Linked DNA regions of Mus musculus: region 2 is linked to region 1. The links are chromatin loops, found by intact Hi-C in ENCODE. Cell type or tissue: left cerebral cortex. All regions are shown on one strand.

Region 1 (8,000 bases):
AAACAGAGAATCCACAACAGAAGAATCTCAAATGGCCAAGAAGCACTTAACAAAATATTCAAAGTTCTTAGTCTTGAGAGAAATACAAATCAAAACAACCCTGAGATTTCACCTCACACCAATCAAATGACTAAGATCAAAAACTCAGGTGCCAACACATGCTGGTGAGGATGTGGGAAAAAAAGACTTACTGTTTTTAATGTCCTCATTATTACAACTTACATCCCCCATACTATCCGGGTTCAAGCCTCAAGGTCTTTCAAATGTAGCAGAAGACCTAGAAACAAAAGCTGTGGAATTATGTACAAATGAAATGCAGTCCCAAAGGAAGAACCATTCAATTGTCTGTATTATACTTAGCTCATCCTACACATCATTGTAAAAAAGGGGGTGGGACAAAAAGGGTGGGGCAAAGGGGGATGGGGCAGCTAACAACTTGTATGTCTTCTTCATGTCAGTGTCCCTTTTCCTATGGTATACTATTGAATATTAGTACCAGTCACTGATGAGGAGCTATTGTCAGGGATCCTAGTAAGTACCTCATCTAACATTTTCTGCAATGTTGCTAGCTTCCTTATTTAGAGAAAGAAGCCCAAGACTAAAGATTGCATAAATGGCTATAGTATTCACAGGACTGTTCAGCAGCTATTTCTAGTCTTCCACATCCAGGGATCATGTTAGACCTTGTGTTTGGGCGACCCATATTCCATTTTGGACAATGAGATGGAGGTGAACGATCTGGTGCCATTTTCAGGCTAAGTAGTTAATTGCAACTCCAAGGTTCCACAGACATTTTCCCCTTCTGCCATGGCTACTGGCCATATCTAAGATGGTAGCTGCCTTGTCAGCCCACTACCCTACCTGCACACATAGTATAAGAAGTGAACCTGTCTGAGGTAAACCTTTTCTGAAACCACGTTCCAAAGTAAAACACATCAACTCCTGATTGGTTTCTGCCAAATATTTGGTCATGGTGACACAAAGATAGCTAATACCCTAATGACATAGATTCACCTCACTTGTACCTCTTAAAATTTGTATCATCTCACAAAATTGTGTCAGAAAATGAGGGCCAATCAATCACTCAATGCGAGTCCTATGGGAACATTTCATATTAATACTAAAATACACTACAAATCTCCACCTTTAAAGAAATTCTATTCCTTCTCTAAGTTATTAAATAATTATTCACTTATATCTTACAATATGTTTTTATTCTAACATTTATAAATGCGTACGGACTTTGTTATAAAGCTACCGTTTATGTAACTGTAATAATTTACTTCTAATGTGTCACCAACACAGGACCAGCAAATGTGTCTTACAGAAACATTGAATACAGAAATAAAGTATTTAATTGTTCACAGCTGGCAAGGAAATGAATTCAAAACCCTGGAAATCAAGAGTTTTCATTTCCCCTTGTTAAATGAAATGCCATCTCTACAATTATTTCCCATTCGTTCCTATTCCTCTGGGTTTAAGTAGAACAGAAACAAAGATTTTTTTTTAAAGTATGTCTACTAAATGCTGTATTCTGAAGAGATCTTACTTTTCCTTTCTGAGTGACAGATTGCTAGGTGAGTGGCTTGAACAAAATTGGTAAAATGATCACAGGTTGATGGCAAATTGGAAAAGTATAAATTCTAGCCCAAGTTCACACACACACACACACTATATATATATATATATATATATATATATATATATATATATAAAATCAGACTCTAACTTTTTGCATTTCTGTGTTTCTGTGTCTTTGTATTTCAAAAGGGCATAATACTTAAAAGAAGTAAACCTTTAACAAGGAAGCCACAAACAGTTGTCACTGTTACTCTGCATATCTTATCCTCCTCTGACTAATACACGTGACTTCTGTATCATGCCAATGCAGATATTGCTTAAGTGCTAGCTTGGCACCATCAATTAGATTAACAAATATTTCACTTAATATTTGTCAAGTGATCCAGATCCCCATGCACATTCTCTCTCCTTTTCTCTCTATCCCTTTCTCCACCCTTCTTCTTTCTCTCTCTGCCTCACATTTTCCCTCTCCAGCATCAATACAAGAGATAGAAGGACAAAGTTTAGTAATAATTAAAGAAGTAAAGAAGTGAGAGATAAATGAAACAGGGTTACTGTAGTGGCTAGATTTATGTCAGCTTGACACAATGCCCAGGCATTTTGGAAGAGGGAATCTTAATTGAGAAAATATCTCCACCATATAGGTCTATGAACAAGCCTATGGTGCATTTTCCTGATTGATGATTGATGTGGGAGGGCCCAGCACACTGTGGGTGGTGCCACTCTTGGCGTGGTGGTCCTAGGCAGTCCTATCATCTCAAGAGACTTGTAGCACGGCATGGTGGCAATATGCCTATGATCCCAGCATTTGGAAGAGAGAAGCAGTTTAGGGTCTAGTCTGTACTACATAATACAAGTTAAAGTACAGCCTGGACTACCTAGTAAGTTCCAGGGAGTGAGGTTACTTAATAAGACTCTGTCAAAGAGATAAAGGAAGAATAAAAGCTAGGCAGTGTTGGTGAATGCCTTTAATCAAAGCACTTGGGAGACAGAGGCAGGTGGATTTCTGAGTTTGAGACCAGCCTGGTCTACAGAGTGAGTTCCAGGACAGCCAGGGCTATACAGAGAAACCCTGTCTCAAAAAGCCAAAAAGGAGGAGGAGGAGGAGGAGGGGGAGGAGGAGGGGGAGGAAGAGGGGGGGATGAGGAGGAGGAGGAGGAGGAGGAGGAGAGGGAAGGAAGGAAGGAAGGAAGGAAGGAAGGAAGGAAGGAAGGAAGGAAGGAAGGAAATCAAATCCTTGCATGGTGGCACACACCTTTAAATCCCAGCACTTGGTAGGCAAAGGCAGGCAGATCTATGAGGTCAAAGTCAGCCTGGTCTACATAGTGAGTTCCAGGCCAGCCAGAGCTACATAGTGAGACTCGGTCTCAGGAAAACAAAACAAATCTACATGCATACATACATACATACATACAAACACACACACAAACAAGTAAACAAGAGCTACAAACAAATGAACAAACAACCCCCCCCAGAGTTTTGTGAGCATATAATCTTCACAGTTTTCACCATTTGAATTTTAGTTAATGTAGAAATAGACACTCTCTTTTCTTCCATAGAGTCTGGGGGATAATTTTCTTGAGAATATATTTCATCCATTGATTAATTCTTTAGAAAATAACTTCTAGAAGTAGTAAAAACTGCTTAATCCAGGTGGACTCATTTTATTTTTTTATGGTGAGTTAAAAATTTATGTTCCAGAGTATAACTTTTCTATTGTATTTTTAAGACAGAGTTTCATGTGGCCCAGGTTTGGTTCCAACTTGGTATGGAGACTGAGGATCAACTTGAACTTCTGGCCTCTTGCTCCTCCCTCTCAAGAGCTAGAATTTGCGGTATGGGCTCTAACTGAATAATGTTCCCAGCCTTGAAATATATCTTTCCCCAACAAGCTCCCATTATGTTTGTGATGGCTGTATGGATGTAAAGGTGCTACTTCTTAATGAGGTTTGATGGATTTTACTCATTTAGCGCAGCCAAGAAAAGTGGGGAAAGGAGCAAAGAATATCAGGTTGGTGTCCTCTGACAATCACTTTGTTAAAGGAGAGTGATGGCAGATGCTACCATTGTGTGCTTTATCTTTCAGAAAAGGTGTACTCCTTAACTCACCTCATGCCAAGGCATCTTTTAATAAGAAGGCCGCAGGAAATGACACTCCAAGAAGAAACAAGATGACTGTTAGACTCCTATTCTTTTATTTCTATACAAGCCATGAGATTTCCTGTCTTGCTCCATCTTACACATCTTCCAGTTTTAGAAATCTGATAGGTCTCCTACTCATGATGCAAAGAAAAAAATCAGTTGTTCCCTTTCCCTCACTCCATTGGCTTGATATATTTGCCATGCTTTGCTAGACCCTTCTGACGGAAAAAAAAAATCTGCTTCTACTTCTACCCACAACGTGTTGGACAGATTGTTCTTAGGTCTAGGTAGCTACTTCCTCAGTTTAATTACACTAGTCCACTCCTACACAAGCCAGTCTTTCCTGAGTCTTGTGATTCCCCACCCTCGGCTTAGTCATGCAATTACAATCACATTAAATCGCCTCCACCTGAGTGGCTTCCTATGCGCATAAATGCACACACATTTCAGCAATGAGCAGAAGCAATTATTTCATAACGAAGCATTTCTTAATAGCCAAGGTACAAATCAATGTTTCTAGATGGTATACCATGACTCTGTCATGTTGTTATGCTAAATACTGGCTCCCAAGGCCTGGTTTCCCCAGGAGATGAGGGAATCTGCACTTACACAAGTGATGCTCCATAACCTTGTCCCCCCCATCCACCCTGGCCCCCAAGTTATCCCTGAATAGTGAATAAAGATGCCTACAGCCTATGACTGGGTAGAAGAGAGGGTAGGTAAGGTTTGAGTTCCCTTGCCTGGGGCTCTGAGAAGAGACCAAGAAAGTTGGTAGGTAGAGGGAGGGAAGATGCCATGAGTTAAGTAAATCATGAAAACATGGCCATGAGGGCTGGCCAATTGAAGTTAAGACCAGCCCAGATGGAACATGGCAAGTTATAACTCAGGGTTATTAAAAAGGAAGTAGACATAATAGCTTAGAGGGTAAATATGTGTCCATTTCTGGTGTAGTAAAGTCTTACAAATATAAAGGTTCTGCGCCTTTTATCTGGGAACTGGATAATCAAAAGCAGGGTAGGAACCCCAATTGAGATTAAATATTTCATACAATAGTTCTGTTCTGGACTCTGCTCCTGGACCTCTTGGTCCATTTGCCCTCTTTCCTTCTCTCTGACTCTAACCTTCATCTCTCGCTTTAACCACTCTCTCTTTCTCTCCTTTTATGTCCCTGTTCAGTGTGAATCATTGCCCAGATGTCTCCGGTTGTGTTCTCCCTCACTGTTACATTAAGACTTTGTTCTTGACCATAAAAAAATATGTATGCAGAGGACCTGCAGGTTAGAAAAAGAAAAAAAAAGAATATGTAAATAAGAAATAAGATAGCATCCATTTTAATAGAGATATTCCAAATAGTATAAACAAAATGCCCAGAAAAGAAGGCAAGTTGCCCCTGTGCACAAGGCCAGATGACTGAACTTCAAGATTACAGAGGGCTAAAATGCTGCAAATCAGAACCAAATTATCATGGACTATTTTTAGTCCCATTAAAGATAATTAATCATGTAACTAACCTAACACCCTTATAACTATCTAAACCAGTGTTTCTCAACCTATGGGTCACAACCCTTCTAAGAGGATGTTACATATCAAGATATCCTGCATATAAGATATTTACATTATGATTCATAACTAGCAAAATTACAGTTATGAAGTGGCAACAAAGTAATTTTTATGACTGTGGGTCACCACAACATGAGGAACTAAAGGGTTACAACATTTCAAAAGTTGAGAACCACTGACATTTAAAATGTAATTCTCAGTAGACCATTAGTTTCCACCCACCCAAAAGCAAAGAATGTCATCCGATAGCCTCTGGCACCCTCTGCAGTTTTCCACCTTTTCTAGAGCTTATCTACCTGTGATCCCCACCAATATATTGGGCAAATGCCTTGACCAATAGCTCTTTTTTCCAGAAATGATAAAGTTCCATATAACCATTCCTACAGTGCAACGTCTTCCAGGACAACCAGAATCACTGTTCCTGGGCCTTGGTCAGTAATATCTGGCTAAAAAAGAAACTGTCTGTGGTGAAGGATATGTTTGCATTTACACAAGAATATTAAAATAGGAGACTGAGTAGATAGAACAATAGCCAAGGTTGTTCTCTAGTTTACACACACACACACACACACACACGAGAAAATGTTAAAATAACAAGGAACCAAGGTGCGTATGACCTTTGATTTTAGCTTTACTTCTTCCCCAGGTATAAATGTTCTGAGAATATCACAAACAAGAATGCTTTTCTTGTTTTCTGTCAGGCACATACGCCTCTTAACTCCCTTGTGACTTAATATTGTTATTAAAATTACACTGCACTCTCCCTGTGGCTCTCCAGAACTCTCAGAGTACCTGTTGAATTCAGATGAGATAGAGCATAAAGTAGAAGACAGGCAGATCTTGTTACAGGCTAACATGAGCCACTTTGAAGAATGGACAGTGACCAAATGGGCACTGTGGAGGAAAACACTCACAGCGTGAGAGTAGAAATAGACAAGGAGATCTAAACCTGTGGGCCTGAGTGTTTAGGGAACCTTTATATTATTTTCTTTCCTGTCCAGGTGATGGACCAAATGGATTAACCTTAAAAGAAGAGGAAAGCACTTTGTGTTCTTTACCAGAAAGCCCTCTAGGCAGTAATCTTGAACTCTTTTTGATACTTCAGAAATTCATATCTCTCCCTGGGGCAGAGGTGAGACACGCATTCCAATCTCATGTAACACTATAGATTAAAACATTAAGAAGAAAAAACAGCAAATATATTGTGGTGGTGTGACTAAGAGTGGTCCCCTTGGGCGTATATATTTGAATGATTGGTCATCAGGGAGAGGTAGTACTTGTGAGGGGTTAGGAGATATGGCCCTGTAGGTGTGGCCTTATTGAAGGAAATGTGATATTTGAGGTGGGCTTTTGAGGTTTCAAAAGCCCAAACCAGGCCCAGTGTCTCTCTTTTCCTGTTGCTTTTGGATACAGATGAAAAACTGTCAGCTCCTTCTCCAGCACCATATCTGCCTGCATGCTGCCATGCTACCCACCATGATGATAATGGACTCAATCTATGAAACTGTAAGCCAGCCCCAATGAAATGTTTTCCTTTATAAGAGTTGCCATGGTAATGGTGTCCCTTCACAGCAATAGAACACTCAGGCATAAATCTCATATATCTATAAAAATAATCATAGTTTACCTCTGCTATTTCACCCCTTTAATATAGTATTTTAAATCATTATATACTTTCCTTTTGTATTATTTCATTCTGTTTCTTCTTCATAGCAATATAGAATGTGTGTTTTATCTACATTTAACAAGTATAAAACCTGAAGCAGTAAATACACACATGTGAAGGTGAAGCAGTGGGTGGATTCTGTGTTATGTATGCCTGAATGTATGATAGAGGTGCACATGCACACACAAATATATGTTTTATATATATATATATATATATATATATATATATATATATATATATATATATATATATATATATAACTGGGGTGCATATATACATAAACACACACACACACATGCATACACACACACACTTACATACCTACCTGTAGGGATTGTTGGGATCTTGATGGATACACGGAGGAGTTGTGTTCTGGAACCCTTAGCTCTCTGATTAGGAAGGGCAGAGTTTTGCTTGACAGACCTCAAAGTGGGGCCCTGGTTTATTTTTCAGAGAGTCTAGAAACTGAGAAGGCAGATTTTAATAAGTATGATTTTATCTTCTCTTGCAACTCCATGGTTAAGGTGGAGGAGGAAAAAGATGTCATTCTTATTCCCATTCATACCCCAGTGATTAATTCCAAGAATCTAATGGTTAAAGATGAAGCTCTGGGAATTGAGCCATTTCTTTCCTATCACATCAGGCACCAATGGCAGAGAAGATGTTCTGGCAGGGAGAGAATTCCTATAATGGGGCTCTCTAGTGTATGTTGGGGCTCTCTAGTGTATGTTGGTAAATGAGTGTCAAAACCCCTGAAAAGGCACCAAGCACCAATAAGGTATGGCTGAATCAGAAGATCACCAATAACAATGCCTTGCAGGGCCGTGGGTGTTAGGGGAAGTGGGGAGTGGGAGAGAATTCTCATCCTGCCAGAGTTCCGGTGCTCTGGGCGGGCAGACAGGAGAGGACTGCCAGACACTTTCCACGAGGCCCCACGGTGGGCATCTGGCTGTGTTAGGCCACTGACCACACACGGCGGGTGTTGGACAAGGGGCAGTCCCAGGTACCAGGTTCTCAGCCTCCGGCATCCCATGCTAGATACTTCGGA
Region 2 (8,000 bases), 330 kb before region 1:
GTGGTATCTTCATTGTTGATTTTGAAACCTGGCCCCTCACCTGCCTGAAATCTGCCAGGAAAAAAAAAAAAAAAAGGTTAAAAGCCACATTCCCACTGTATCAGAGAGCACTCCTAAACAGGGTAGTGTTCGGGAACCTCGCCCTACACAGTCAGATAAGCCGTCTACGTGGATCCAATTCAGACCTTAACAAGTAAACTCCAGTGCAAATTTTCTATTGGCTCCCAGTGATGTCACTTGCTGCGGCTGGGAGGCTGGGAGAACTGGTTTTCTTAGTGTGGGGAACCTTTGTTCTCTGCAACACCCACCTGGAACCCTGGGGCCTCACTGTGAAGCCAGGGCCCCCAAGGTATCTGGATACAGCACACTGCTTTGCTCCAGCACACCTAGAGTGCCTAAGAAATGGAAGTGCAGAGCAAGGGTTAGGTGAATTCACGGTACAGGAATGACTCTCACCTGGGCTCCATGAAACTCAGTCCCTAAGCCAAGCCAGGCTTTGTGGAGCTTTAAGTCACTCACTTGATATTAGTTCTCCCCCTGGGATGGATGGAGTTCTTAAAAGGCCCAGAGTGGTTCCAGGCCTTCTGGATTGGTTCCTGGGTTCATTAAATCACCTCACCCTTTAACCACTTTAGACTCTTTACACCTCGGGCACATTTAAAATAATATGCAAACCTTAATGAGGCAAGGGTAGAAGAATAGAAGGCCTATTACTATACAAAGTTGATTTCTGCCTCCTCCTAAACTGCCACAATTAACACTGTTCCCAAAAGGTCAACTTGATTATTTGCTTTGTCCCTTTCTGAAAGAAGCACTTGTGTCTGGCTTGTCTTTAAATATCTGCAGGTCATCTAAGAGGAAGTCCGTGGTGGTGGTACTTTTGTAGGACCTGGCCATTTGTTTACATCCAAGCTCTTTAACCCTCTACAGCTGCAGGTGGAGAATCCGTGGTTCTTCATGCTCTGCCTGGACTTCACGCTCCATTTAGCTCAGCAGTGACCCAGGTGAGCCTCTGGCCACAATGACAGCGCCATTGCCCCTCCACTACTAATAATGTGGCGGCTGTAGTTGAACTTGCTGTTAAGTCCAACAGTTCTCTTGGGTAGTTAGACTAACTGTAGCCCTTAGAGGTGGAAGAGTCGGGCATGACTGTGAGGGTGTGGGAGAAGGAGCCCAAAGCTAGTTGCCAATACACTGAGCTGACAACATGGCCTGGCCGCCCCGCTCAAAAGCTGGGTGAGCTTATTTACAGAGCTCGTCACCGCCTCAAAGCTTCACTTTGTTCACCTCTACTATCAAGGAAGAAAAAACATTCCTGAGGCTTTTCTTAAAGGAGGGCTAAACCTGAGGTGCGCTGAGAAGTGACAGTGACTGACTTGTGGGGTGGGGAGAAGCCCTTTGCAGTGCTTGCCAATTTTCTCAGCGCACGTGCCCCCTCGTGAGAGGACAGTCTCTTTCTTGCCCAAGCTCGGCTTTTGCTGCCTTCCTTGGCTCCCATACCTGGCTTTCAGCACTTCTGTGATTGCGACTCTCTGAACACTTTTCAGTCTTTTCCATAATCCCTACGGATAAAATGAATACCTTTGTAGGTCTTTTTTTTTTTTTTTCATCTCTCTCCACCTTCGCACTTCCTCCTTCTCAAGCTCACAGCAAAATTACTAGATTTGGAATGTATGCTTATGGAATAAATGAAGGGGTGACTGGAAGCTGACATTAGCAACAGTGAGGCAGGGCCTCCAGTGCCGACCTCTTAAAGCAGAAGAACACGAAATCATTTCTTTTGGGGAGGGTAGGGGGCTACTGCAGCCCTTCCTGCAAGGCATCCTGGGATCTGCAGGGAAAAGCAAGACTGTCTGGCGGAAGCAGCCCTCCCCACAGAGACCAGCTATGCGTTTGTTAGCATTTTTCTGCAGGAAGGGAGAAGTGGATGTCGGAATGCAAAGAGACATGGACGGTGCTGCAGGCATCTTTGTTTCTGTAAAGCTCCTACCTGGATCTGGCCTTTAGACAAGTTGCTTACTTCCTTACTTTTCTCATTTATCTAATGTGACAAAACCTGTGCTCAGCTTACTTCTAAGACATAGGGAAAAGAAACAATAGGTGTTCGAGCAGGCTTTTTAGTCCTGCCACAGAATACGTGGCCACCAGTTGTTCCCACGTGCTGCTAAGAAGGGGCAGGGCCACTGGGACAGTTCACATTCATTCTCACGGGAAGTGAAAGTGAGTCGCGTTGCTCTGTGTCTGTCATGTGACAGCTGTAGGGCACAATCAACTCACTGAGTTTCTGCTTCCTGCTGCTAGGGTGACACGCCAGGCCTGGTGGCTTATACCTCTAAATTCTCCCAATTGGGAGGCTGAATGTTGCCTGGATTATACATGGACACCCTGTCGAATACAGCAAAACAACAAAACAGGGGTGATAGTAGGTTTTATTTAGTAACCACTTCCAATGTGACTAGTCCTGCTCTGGCAGTGCCCCTCCCCCTGCAACCCCAGAATTTCAAAATGGCAGCCGCAGCTTCATTTTTGTGTGTGTGTCGAACGGTACCTAAGCTTCTTTGCAGCTTTGCTGTGTACCAAAAATACAGCTTTTGGAAGTTGTTTTGTAAATTATCTTTTCAATTTTTTATTTGTCTTTATTACTTGACCTACATTATTGTTCTTGAGAGTATCTCTTTATGTAGCCCAAGCTATCCTTGGACACATAATACTCCTAACTGCCTCAGTGTCATAAATGCTAAACATACAGGCATACAGCACTGTGCCCAGTGAGGGTTGTATACTTTCATTCTCTTGAACACATTTTGGGTAAATTCTCAATACACACTTATATTCTTTACTCCATATCTTTACATTTTCTTACCATTTTTTTTTTTTTCGGAGCAGAAGCAATTGGTTTCAAAATTGAACTTGTCAATGCTTTCTTTTATGGGGTATGACTTCAGTGGCACATTTAAGAAATACTCGCTAGCAAGATGGCGTGTTATATGCCTGTAATCCCAGTATTTGGGGGGGGGGCTGTCAGGGAGATCAGCAGTTCCAGGCTAATCTTGACTAAATAGAGCAACCCTGTGTCAAAAACAAGAACATTATTCTAATTCTTCCCACGAAAAACAGAATCATTTTCTCTTCTGTTCATTTCTACAACTTTTGTGATTTTATGTTTATGTCTGCAATGAATTTCTACATTTCCTTTATTCTTAAAAATGCTATATATGTGTATAGTGAAATATCACATTTAGGCCCATTTCCCCCTCCAAATTCCCCCTTATTCTCCTCAATTGATCTTCCTACTTCCATAATTTTTAAAATAACTTTCCAAGATCAGTTAGTGATGCCCACATGTATGGGTCTGGGTCATCCACTACAGTATGGGAAAGCTTCATGTGGCCACATCCTTAAAATGAATGAATCTCCCTCCTCCAGCAGCTATCCACTGCCACTAAGAAGTAGGGCCTAGAGCTCATGGACCCTATCTACAGTAGAATGTTGTCTGGCCTGCTCTTGTGCAGGCCCCATGCAGGTAAGCACAGCTGCTGTGAGCTCATGAATGACTCACCCTGTCACTCCCGGAGGGAAGTGTTTTGAGGCACTCCTCCCTGCCCTCTGGCTCTTACATTCTTTCTGCCTCCTCTTCCTTGTTGTTCTATGCTGGAGTTTATTCCTTATATGGTATGAGCTGTGAATTTAACATGAATTTTACATATATTGAATTTCCTGAAAAATATTAAGCTAATACATAGTATCAGTTTTTTTTTAAAGAATATCAACATAGTGTCAGCTCAATGTTATACCAAACCTAGAGCCTAAGCTTGAGCTCTAAGCCACTGTGTGGCGGCACACTTAGGAAACCATTCCTGGGCAGAATGAGCACATCTACCCAGACGTCTGGCTCCAGATTTCTACTCATGACATTAATACTCATGACATATGGCTGCTTGGGAAACATTTGGGAAGTTGAAAGTAGGGTTATGCACCCCTGGACTAAAGAACAATGCGGAAATGGAACTATGTGGAGGAATTAGGAGGAAGGAACTCTAAACCCGCCTGGCTGAAGTGTTGCTTACTTGGAGGAAGTAGAAATGCTGGCAGATAGGACTGGGTGCAACCAGTAGCACCAGAAGTTCTTCTTTGTCATGCTTCTGGGGGCAAGAAGGGCTGGCAAGTTCAGAAGCAGGGAGTGGCCTAGGCACAGGTCATGGATGTAGCGCTAGGGGGCAGTGTAGAGCAGAACTAGTTAGAGCAAAGGCTCTTTGGAGTCAGTTATTAAAAAGCCTTTCAGGAGTCGAGGTTGGCAGGAAAATGACATGAAAATGACCTTGGCCACTCTCCGAATTATAGCGGGTCAGGGAGGAAAGAACATTTATCATGGATACTGCTGGCTTGCATTTGTGTTTGGGAGGACATTAAGCCTGTCTCTGGTATCACAGATGATGTACAGGCTATGTCTTTTACACAGCAATGGCAGTTCCAATCTCCAGGAAGTAAAAAGTCTTTGGGAAGAAAACAAACAAAAGAAAAACATACAAACAAACCAACAAAACAAAATAAAACAAAACCCACAAAAAAACAGAACAAAACAAAACAATACATGCATACAAACACATCATACACAACACCAATTAAAGTTCCTTAGAAGAACAGATGTTAGTGGCCATAAACTCAGCCATTTCTCAATTTGGTTTTCCCCCCAAATATCCCCTTTTGATTTTCAGAGAAATAGTCAGCTCTCTGCCTCTGTTCCTTACATATAATTATGTCACATAATAACAATAACAATGGAAAATGCTGGTGCAAACACACAGTGAAATTAAGAGAAACAAAATCAGAGAGAAAATAAACTTTGCAAACAGCTCCAAGATATGTCTCTCAAACCAGATAGGAGACAGGGGTGAAGAACATCACAAACACAGCTGCCAGGTTCAAATCCCAGCTCCTATTTGCCAGTATGTCCATGATTTGGGGCATGTAGGTAGCAAAGCTTCCTACATTAAGCATGCATAATCTCAATCATCATGCCATCTGCTTCTGAGGGGAAGACGAGATATTTTGATTAGCCTCTAGCAGACAGTGAGCAGAGTAGAAATATAGTCATTATCCTATCCTCCAGGTTTACTACATTGACCTTGAACAATGGTTACATTCAGCAGTATCTCTATATCAAACTATCACATTACTATCGTGTGTGTGTGTGTGTGTGTGTGTGTGTGTGTGTGTACATATATATACATATATATATATTTTCCCCAAGATGGATGGAATATACCATGAATGCCAGGTTGGGTCCAAACCTTATGACTGCCCTAAAAGCCTAGAAAGTAGAGCTCAATCAAAGTCTTTCCACGCTGCCGCAAAGACTCTGGCCAAATATGAGAAACCTGAGGCCACCCAAAGGGAGCAGCAGCCCCATGCCTGCACCTGTGTTTAAAAGAAGCCCTCTAAATGAATGAGTCTGCTCGTCATCATTCAGGGGCCAGGTCCTGCAAGCCCAGTTCAGTTGGGTGCTTTGTTTTCAAAAAGCATCATTGATTGTGGGCCAATGTTGCTGTTCCCAAAAGACACAAACCAATGTAAAGTCTTTGACCTACCATTGAGGAGACCCAGCCCACCAGGAGGGGCAAAACAAATCGATACAAATGACAACAACCAGGACCGGTTATCACCTCCGAAGACTTTCCACAGTCTTGGCGTGGGAGGCCTGCTCGATGGTTCTCAGTGCTCATTGAAAACACACAAAATGGAGTGTATTTTTTTTTATGTTATTAAATGGCAATCAAATGGCCTATAAGAGATCATAAGGAAAGGAAGCAAGTTGTCCTGTTGGCACATTGCCTGCCACATAGTGGGCTCTTGGGAACGCTTGGCGACATGAACCCAATCAGCAGCAGAGCAAGGCTAAGGACTTGGAGCTCACGGGCTTCCGTTCATCCTCCATGTTGTCCAACAGTACAAAGCAGGGAAGCAGAAGGAACCCGGAAGTATGGATCAGAGCTTGGGAGAGGAGATGGTATCTCTTCCCCCGGGGGTCTCCCTTTTTTTTCCAGTTCCCCACCCCACCACCACCACCACATGTATCCCTCCCTTCCAGCACCTTTCTTTAGCACTCCATTGGCACTCACTTGGGGGAGGCCTAGAAGAAGTCTGTGGAAACTTCCTTCTACACAAACGTCTAGCTGAGAGGGCTGCCTGAGATATGAGGAAACCAAGCAAACCGCAGCTGCTCGCCTGCAGGGGCACAAACACAGAGGCCTTTAGCTGAGCCTGGGGCCTATTTCTGGCCTCACTGTTTGTCCTCTTACAAAGCATTTACCGCGCGCCTGCCTCACTTCCTTGCCCCAAAGGTGAGGTGCTGGCTGCCTAGTGACAGTCTTCCATCCTGGCTTTCTGGGGCATGGGACAAGAATGAGTTCGCAGAAACAAATGAATGTAAAAGGAACAAAACCAAGCACTTGGATGACTGTGCTCTTGTGAGAAGGTGCAGCCTGGCCACCCCGTTCCCCTAAGTTAAGAGTACCCTCACAGAATATTCAAACACATCCATACACAGCTTCCCCACCTCCACGAAAAATAGAAAGCAGGTCTCCAAAATGTAATGTTCTGCTCCATTTTACAGGAAGTTAGCTATAGAGTAGCTGCTGAAGTTAGGAGGGTCTTAATGAGGTCTCGATGGCTGAATAGTGGGTATCAAAGGTACATACTAGAACGGAGTCTGATGCACGGTGGCCCAAGGATTCATTTACTTTAGGATTGTTTCGGAGCCACAGGTACCACAAGAACTGTCTGCCTGCCCTTTAAGAGCACAAGTTCCTTTACTTGCAAATAAGCAGGAAGTCCCCCTCCTTGGGTAGGGCCTCTGGGCGGTGCCTTTCACTTCCTTCCAAAGGTGTTTTCATCCTAAACCCCAAGCACCAGGGTCACCTTCTGTTACTTTCACAGGCCTACCCAACTGCCTTGGGCTGGGCTTCATGGAAAGTGTCTTGATCAAGAAAAATAAAGACTAATTTTTAAATGCAAGAAAGGTGAAGGTAAATGTAAAAATAATATTTTACATCAATATAAAAGTAATACTGTGTATTTCTGGTACAAATGGTAAGTTCTATAAATAGAATCTCCACTCCCTTTTCCCAGGATCAAACTATTAGTAGTTCTTGAAATTCTCTTGTAGAGAGCTGGTGAGCGGTGTTTAGTGAGCCCTGGCTGCCTGAGTTTGGAACCCCAAGACCTGTCAACATGGTGGAAGTGGAGAACTGACACCTGGAAGTAGTTGTCCTCTTGCCTTCATATGCTCAACACATACACGTGTGCGCACACACACACACACACACACACACAAGCACATACCTGTATCCATGTGTGCCTTCTGTGTCAGTGTTTGTGTGAGCTCTTGGTATGTGTGCGTGCGTGCGTGTGCGTGTGTGCGTGCGTGTGCATGTGTGCGTGTGCGTGTGCGTGTGCGTGTGCGTGTGCGTGTGCGTGTGTGTGTGTGAAACATAGTTGCAGTAGTAATCATCACCATAGGAACTCCTACATATATGGAAGCTAGAGGTTGATGGTTGGGTCACTTCCTCAGTTGCTGTCTATCCCCACAGGCAGTCTCTCTCTGAACCTGGAGCTTCCTTACTGGCTAGACTGGCTGTCCAGCAAGCTTCCTGTCTCTACCCACCCCCCACCCCCAGTAGTCATCAGGACAATTCAAAAACCCTGGCTCCCACCAATTTTCCAAATCCGTTCTGGTTCTTCTTAGCTAGGATTTCCCAAAATACTGAGCCTGTATAGAGGGGGGAATTTCAAGTTGAGGCTCTCCAGCTAAAACCAATGTTGCAGAATGGGATGCCAGGTTCAAGGAAGACCCCTTGAATGTGTAAACACTGCAGGTGGGAACAAAAGAAAAACTAAGGAAAAGTATCTCCCAACCTCCTCCCTTCCCTCCTTTGTATTGCTTCAGTAAATGGAATGAATCCAGGGCCTTGTGATGTGCTGCTATGCTGGAAAGCACTCTA

The links. A loop is a pair of places that touch in the nucleus more often than their neighbours do. Peaks named below come from ENCODE experiments on the same cell type or tissue, not always from the same donor. Only the 100,000 strongest peaks of a DNase experiment are listed, where the experiment ranks them.
Region 2: a loop joins it to region 1, with 2.6 times the contacts of the local background. A loop is called at or near these places in 2 of 42 quality-filtered maps.

What each region holds. Positions count from the first base shown.
Region 1 is chrX:166,897,025-166,905,024 of GRCm38, reverse strand. No RefSeq gene overlaps it. Among named protein-coding and RNA genes, the nearest start is that of Gm30354, 16 kb to the right of the region's middle. In left cerebral cortex, no CTCF peak of the experiment used is centred here; a DNase peak (open chromatin) is centred at 4,043.
Region 2 is chrX:167,225,570-167,233,569 of GRCm38, reverse strand. No RefSeq gene overlaps it. Among named protein-coding and RNA genes, the nearest start is that of Tmsb4x, 20 kb to the right of the region's middle. In left cerebral cortex, a CTCF peak has its summit at 4,202; DNase peaks (open chromatin) are centred at 1,724, 2,223, 4,173, 6,209 and 1 more place.